Linked DNA regions of Mus musculus: region 1 is linked to region 2. A link is a contact called in ENCODE Hi-C or POLR2A ChIA-PET data. All regions are on one chromosome and are shown on one strand. Each heading gives the region's core, a stretch centred on a gene start or an enhancer-like site at or near the end of the contact. The rest is flanking DNA. Distances are from core to core; before and after follow the strand shown.

Region 1 (3,589 bases), core at 1,063-3,562, 240 kb before region 2:
TCAGACCAGGGGGCAAGGGCTTGGTGGGGGACTTGCTATATAAACCTGACAACCTGAGTTTGACCCCCTGAACCTATGGTGGAAAGAGAGGGAATGGGGAACCTCTGGCCATTTGTCACCCCATCGCAAGTATTTTGTCAAGATCTTTCAAGATGTTTGATTGGAACATGGCAAGTTCAGGCCAGCAGTTTTTTTTGGTTGTCAAGGGGATATTAGGGCCAGATCAACATCTAACTTGAGGTCCAATTGTGTGGAAAAAAAATTTTTTTAAGCAAGCCAAGACTGCCTTTGGGAACAGAGGCACTATTGCCCATGTTCGTTGGTCTAAAAATGGGCCAAGGCCAGTTTCCTGCTCTGGAATGGCCTCCAGAGACCCAAGTTTCACTGGAATTAAATTCCCAAGCGTTTCCAGAGAGAAGAATAAAAGACTCCTGAAGCTGAGTCAAATTCCCAGGACACTGCTACAAACAAACAGACCCTTTACCCACATCACATGCCTGTCGAGCAGAGAAATGGCTGAAGTTGGGTGTAGCTCCAGAAATAAATAGCAAAGACTAGCCTCTCATGTACTGGAGGTCTCATTAGAGAGTAAGAGCAAGAAAGCTTACCAGTTCGGCAAATGAGGACTCCAGACTAAAACCTCCGTTCCCCTCACATATCAATGAGGCTGTTAGGAACTGTGGCTCCTAGACTGGGTGACGTCTCCAGTAAGGGACCTGACCTGCTTGCTGTTTCACCTTAGTGATCACTAAGGACAGAGTGGTGCTTGGGAGGGAAAGAAAGGTGAGAGACTGGAGTTTGGGGATAGGAGAGAGGTGAAGAAAGGGCTCTGGTACCAACATGTAAGAATATGTAAGAGTTGTTTGTAAGGAGAAACAAACACTGAGACTCCAGATGACCTCAAACAGCTGTGGGAGGCTTTATTTATTGTCGGAGAGGTAGATTGTCTAGTTTGGACCACACTCTGACCAGGGCACAGGACCCAGTCACTCAGGAACCAGAGTCCAGGAGAAGGCAGGTCACATGCTTCAAGCCTCAGGTTTTGTAGCTAAGAATCGGGAAGTGGGAGGGGGATCTTTAGGGGCAGAATGGGGAGTTTGCTGGGTCCCTTAGACAAGCTGTTTTGAAACTACTTGGTCTGTTGTCTTCTTCTGCAGCCACTGGGTGTCTGGGATTGGGGGCAGCTGCTTTTCTTCTGCTGTCACCAAACATCTGGCTTCCCGGAACTTTGAATTCAGTTTCAGTGCCTTGGCTTTTGGGAGAAGACAAAGGGGTTCCTTTACTCTTCTTTTCCTGAGTCCTAAAATCGTCGGACATTGACCACTGGCCATCTACTGTACGGAAAAGCCTTTTCATGTACTAAAAGCAGGAGTTAAAGTGGGCACTTCCTGGCCTGCAAACAAAATGACTGCAGTGGCCGGTTTAGAAATTTCCTGCTAAAGAAGCAGATTGGGGATAGAGGACAGCCATAAAGCCCTTAGTTCCAGCCCCAGGACAAAACGGAGAAAAGGCCCAGTATGAATGTCCAAAGGTAACGCTATGGCAGGGTGAGGTCATGTGAGGGCTTTAGGCTAGGAAAAACGTTTTCTTCCTGGTCTGCTATACCCCCCCGGGGGGGGGGGGGTGCAGATGACAGACAAAAGCTCACCATGGCATGTGTTAAGCAAGACAGGAAGCCCGAACTATTAAGGAAATGCTAAGTTTTCAACAACTGCTGTTGACCTCAGCACTCACAGATTTCAGAATCCGTTCATTAAAAATCGGAACAATAATTCCTTGTTAATTACTTTATGTTGCTGTGGGGACCTCAAGGCCAAACAAAGCTCTCAGAAAAGTATAAAGGGCAACTCAGAGTAGGACTGTTGACTGGCGACGTCATAATCTGCACCTTTGAAAGTTTCCTTCGGCTAATGCAGCAGGAAAAGAAGCGAGCAGAAGGACAAGAACGCTGCATCGCATTGATCCCGGCTCCGGAAGAAGAAAAGAAATCCAGCTCGGACTTGAAGCGAAGGAGAATCTCTAGCAACCTCCGAAGCCAGCGCCTCGGAAGGTGATACCAGAGCCTTGGTGTCCGGAGCCCGCTCTGCCAGCCCTGGGCATCCTAAAACCCGCAAGCCTAGGTGCGCAGCCAGTGTGCCAGCTCGCGAGCGTCCCCTGGCGCCACCGCCGAACACTGCGGCTCGCAGCGCGAGGGGGCGGAGCGGCCGGACGAGCACAGGGGTGTGGTGTGGGCGGGGTCTTCTTTTTATTTATTTATTTTTTTTATTTTTTGCGCGCGCGCGGACTGATGGCGTCATCGAAGCGACTGGCCCGGAAGGAAGTAGGGTGCTGAGGGGTGTGGCGGTTTCTACGGTTGCACGGGGGTTCGGCTGTGTACGGAGCGCCTGGAGGGACAGCCTGGTACGCGGCCGCCGCCCCTCCGTGCACGCTCGGCATCGCTGAGGCTCGGGGGGTGGGCGCGGCTGGAGCTGACGTCCTGAGCCCCCTCAGCTCGCCCACCCGGGAGTCCAGTCCCCTGCCCACGGGTCCGAGCGGAAGCTCTCGGCCGTGTCTGCCTCGCGGAGGAGGGCGGGGAAAGGGCAAGAGGTGGCTTTGGGGTGGTAGTGAGGACATTTGCAGAGAGGACACTCCTGCTGCTCGGTAGCTGAAGGCCGCTACGGTAAAAAATAAGTAAATTAGTCAGACCTGAGAGGTGGACTCCGTGCCCTGTGCCCGGTGTGCACGTCCGTCACTGTAGTGTTTTCCAGATCCTTCAGGGTTCAGGAAATGAGTGTCTACATGTAACTCTGTGGCATCTGGGACCCTGGACATTTGGGGACATCCCACCCCACCCCACCCCACCCTCACTTCGGAGTAGTCCAGAGTCTCCAGCCTGAGACATTTCCAGTTTCCTATAACCATGGGGCTTGCGGGGGCAAAGGATATGGGAGAATGTGTTACAGTTTTACATAGAGATCTGTCCCGTTTAAGTCCAAAGGAACAACAGAGAAGGTGGAGGACAGATCAGAGAGAGAATCCTACGTCGGAACTCAGTTGCTTGCTCTTCTCTCTCTCCCTCCCTCCCTCTCTCTCTTCCCCCCCTCAGGGTCCTAAGGGAATGACTGGTGGTTTCCTTCGAAATGGCAGGCAATTAGAAGTAGGAGGCTCTGACCAGAAATACATAGCCACAGCTGCCTGTCATTTGACATCCTCTGTAATTTGGGCCAGCACCCTGCAGCTGCCTCTCTTCCTTACAAGTATAAATGGCTCTGTTGACAACATGTTAACGTGAAGGGGAGAGAAGGCTGTGTTTTGAACCTTGCCCAAATGGCACCAAATCTCTCTTAGGTATAGCTGTTTCTGGAGCTAATGCCCCCTTGCTTCAATGGGAATTATACTTCCACAGTTAAGGAACGGAATGTTGACTGAGAACAAGGACACAGTGAGTTGTAGATCTGGCAAGTAGTGTGTGTGTGTTACAGCAGGCTGCCCCAGAATCACTTTACGTGAGCTTCAGCTTGGTGGCTCTCCTGTACGTCAGGCTACACATTGTCCCATATCTTCTCTCTAGGATACAGGTTCACTGATGGCTCAGTTGGGAGCTGTTGTG
Region 2 (3,585 bases), core at 45-2,544:
AAAGTGCCACCACGTTCAGTTTTTATGTTGATGCTTCGGATTTAACCGTGGACTTAGTGTATACGTGGTAAACTGTCTACCAAGTGAGCTGTGTTCCAAGCTTCCCCTTCCCCGTGTTTTTTTTTCTCTCTCTCTTTCACGGTTTAAGACAGCGTCTTAACATGTCTGGCCCAGGCTGTGCATCAAACTCGCCACAACCATGTCTGCCCTCAGCTTTTCTGTAATGCTCCTGTCTCAGTTTCTCTGAGCTAGCATGCCCAGCTTAAGTCTCTCTCTCTTCTTTCTGTGTCTGAGACAGGGTTTTGCTGGGTAGCACAGGCTAGAATCCTCCTGCTTCAGTCTCCTCATTGCTGGGACAAGTGTGGACCACTTGAATGCTGAACTTGGATGTTGGACTTTATAAACAGGCCCTTCCCTGAAATCGTAGTTCCAGGAAATCTGGGGCCTCTAGAACAACCAAACAAGGCAAAAAGCAAAACCCCTTTCAACATGCTTCTCCCAAAGGGAGGAAGGTGGCCCAGTGTGTTCTCTCAGGCCAGCCCGGACAACAGTGAGAACAGGGTTCTGGCCCTCCCTCGGCTGTCAACTTGGGATCCTCCTAGGGCTTCAGCCTCCTCACGGTCGGGATTATAGGCATTTCCTACCATATGGAGATTGATTGACACAGACACTGTAACCGATTGGACATGCATTTTCCCTTCCCTCCCTAGTGACTACCAGACAAAGTGCTGGAGTGGAACCCAGTCCAAGTACTATGCGGATCTTTGACCGGTTAACTCTAATCCTCCCAGCCCACAGTACGCAGAGCTTCGATCCTGCCCATTCCTCATCAGATTTATATTCGGTTCCTAGCTGGCTGGCTAGGTCCCTCTTACTCTTCCACTACTCCTTCCAAGTCCAGGAATGTGCGCTGTGCAGCCGCTGCTCTGACTCCTAAAAACTGTAAAACTGTAAAAGCTGTAGAAACGTTAAGAATGGCGAAGGATCAGCCCACCCTTTCTTCTCTGAGGATCGGCCTGGGATCGAGAGGTCACATCCTAATATAGAAAGCAGGCGGTCTGGTGCGCTGAGACGCTGCCACCAAATCGGAGAGTTCTGCCACCGTCATCCCTACCTAGATCTTCCCAGAGTCTCGGGGAGGAACCAGGGAACCCAAGGGGCCCACACTGGGGTTCCTGCACTGGAGAGGACAGAAGCTGCCTAGGTCAGCAGCTGGGGAACCACTTGCAGGCAGCGGGCTGGGGCTGGGTGGGGCCGGGCGGACCGCAAGTCTCAGGGGGCGTGGAGCCCAGGCGGAAGGGGCGGGCCGGGCACGAGAAGGGCTGGGCCGAGGTGCCGCGGGGTTGCTGGAGGGTCGTGGGCGGCGTGCAGGAGACATGTCGGCGGGCAGCAGCTGCAGCCAGACTCCCAGCCGGGCCATCCCCACTCGCCGCGTAGCCCTCGGCGATGGCGTGCAGCTCCCGCCCGGGGACTACAGCACCACTCCGGGCGGCACGCTCTTCAGCACCACCCCGGGAGGTAGGCGCTGGCCGGGGTCACGGGCGACCTCGGGGGGCTGGAGGATACGTCGGGATCCGGAGTCTCACGTGCGACGGGGAGGGCGGCATTCGAGGGGTTCGGTAGCTGGCCAGAACGGACGAGGGGCGTCGGGAAAGCAGAAGGGTCACCGTCTCGGTTGCTCGCCTTCTGGGTGTGGTGGAGCGTGGTCTGGAACCCGGCTGCAAACTGCCTGCATTATTAGCCTTTTCCTGGGAGATACGGCAGAGTGCCCTGAGCATACAGATAGGCACTCTGCCAGGACCACCATGTGCTTAAGGGCGACCTCTGTGGGTGTCAGGGCAGTTTGGGGTGGGACAAGATCAGGGAAAGAGGCTGGCCTGGAGATTAAGTTTAGTTGATCTCCCTTGGAATAAGTGACGCCTGCACACTTTTTTTTTTTTTAACCTTTCCGGAGGCAGCCCTCTTTGCTTTGGACACTCGCTCATTAATGGAGGCTGGACGCTGAGGGTGCTTCTCTGCCACCTGTGGCTTGTGTTAAGAGAGAGATTCCTGCAGGGGCGGCGTCTGGTGTAGTGCAGAACAACACGTTCCTCGGGCCTGGGGGGCAGGGCACAGCGTTGAACTGGCCCAAGTGGCGGAGGATGAGGAAGAGGAAGCTGAGTTGGCGCGGGTGGGGGCCGGCCTCCGGGAACCAGGCATTCCCAGCTTGCCCTGGAGCCCCAGTATAGACGCTGATGAAACCTACCCGCCTGTTTGCATGATGAAATCCTCGTGGCTCACTACTTCCCTCCCAATCCTCGCGCCGCTCCCACCCACTTTTGCGCTTCTCCCCTCCCCGGTCTCCTCCCCCAACTACTCCTCTTACAACTCAAAAACAAGAGGAATCCTGGCGCGGTGATGAACCTTGGGCTACTGCTGGCGCAGCCGGGCCACATGCCTATTTTCTCGGGCAGCTGTCCCTGCACCAGGGAGCACAGCCAGATCCCAGAACCAAGGCACCGATGAAGGGATCTTGGAGCTCAGTCAGTGTCCACTGGGTTCTGTGATCTTCAGGACACAGCACCAAGGCCTCGCTGCTTGAGCACGTGTCTGTTGTGCATCGTCATGCTGAGTTCCTACACTCAGCAAGAAGTAGCAAGCAGGGCAGGGGGAGAAAGCCGGCTCCCTCTTATTAGAAACGGCCCAAAGGAAAAGTTTTCTGCAGGCTTCTGGCCTCCCGTTACTGGAGTTCTTCAACCCCGCTGGCCACTTTTTAGTTCACGCTGTTGCCCCTTTGTCTTTTCGCAGAACTTTGTGTTGAGCACAAAGTTTCACAGAGAGTTGAGTCCTTTTAGGCGAGGTGTGAATCAGGGTGTATTTTTTATTTTTATTTTTTATAGGCACCGATACAGACCTAAAGGCTCTGGGAAACGTTTATTTTCTCTCTTGCCCGTCCCTTTCTGGATGAACAGGTTAGCTGGGTAGCAATAGCCAGTACTGTTTGTAATGCACTCTGATCCACTTCTCACTGTGGTCTGCGAAGTGTCCGTTGGCAGACCAGGTAGTTCCCGTTGTCTTTGAAGAGGAAGGGGTTTCCTTAGAGTGTAGCATTTGCTTCTTAACTGAAAGAAAGCAGTGTCAGGTCCCCAAAGCCAGCTGGCCCTTGTCAGATTTTTGTTGCTGTTGTTGTTGTTTGTGTGTCACACAGTCCATAGCTCGAGGAAAGACTTGCTTGTTTCTGCCAAAGCCAGTTAATTTAAGGAGTGGGATCTTTTCCCAAAGGCCATTCATTCCAGGTCGCCTCTGCTAAAGGGCAGAAGCTTGACCCATTTGCTCCAGAATGTTTCTCATCACTTAGCACCCCAACGAGATACGGAATCCGAGTGCAGAGGTCTACAGGGTGAGTTACGGGAGAGCCAGGGCTACACAGAGATCCTCCTGCCTCACCTTACTGAGTGTTGGTAATTCCGGGGTTAACAGCTGTTGAATACCCTTTGGGCTATTTCTCTTTGCTCTCATCTATTCTCTGCAAATCCATCTAACTTTTGAATTTTCTTACTTGTATCAGGGGCCAGCTGGGAGTTCAAGGTCAAGTGAATCACCCTG

The links. A loop is a pair of places that touch in the nucleus more often than their neighbours do. ChIA-PET counts read pairs that join two places held with the same protein, here RNA polymerase II (POLR2A).
Region 1: a map of v-Abl transformed pro-B cells shows a loop between it and region 2 (2.5-fold over the local background). The contact joins the promoter of Erlin2 here to the promoter of Eif4ebp1 in region 2. A Hi-C loop is called at or near these places in 1 of 37 maps with a recorded cell type or tissue (v-Abl transformed pro-B cells). POLR2A ChIA-PET finds 5 or more read pairs at or near these places in 1 of 5 experiments (Patski).

The regions. Positions count from the first base shown.
Region 1 is chr8:27,021,507-27,025,095 of GRCm38, forward strand. It overlaps Erlin2 (ER lipid raft associated 2), which reads left to right and starts at 2,313. Exons shown (of 12, transcript NM_153592.3): 1 at 2,313-2,400; 2 at 3,551-3,589. The coding sequence starts at 3,566.
Region 2 is chr8:27,259,033-27,262,617 of GRCm38, forward strand. It overlaps Eif4ebp1 (eukaryotic translation initiation factor 4E binding protein 1), which reads left to right and starts at 1,295. Exons shown (of 3, transcript NM_007918.3): 1 at 1,295-1,518. The coding sequence starts at 1,377.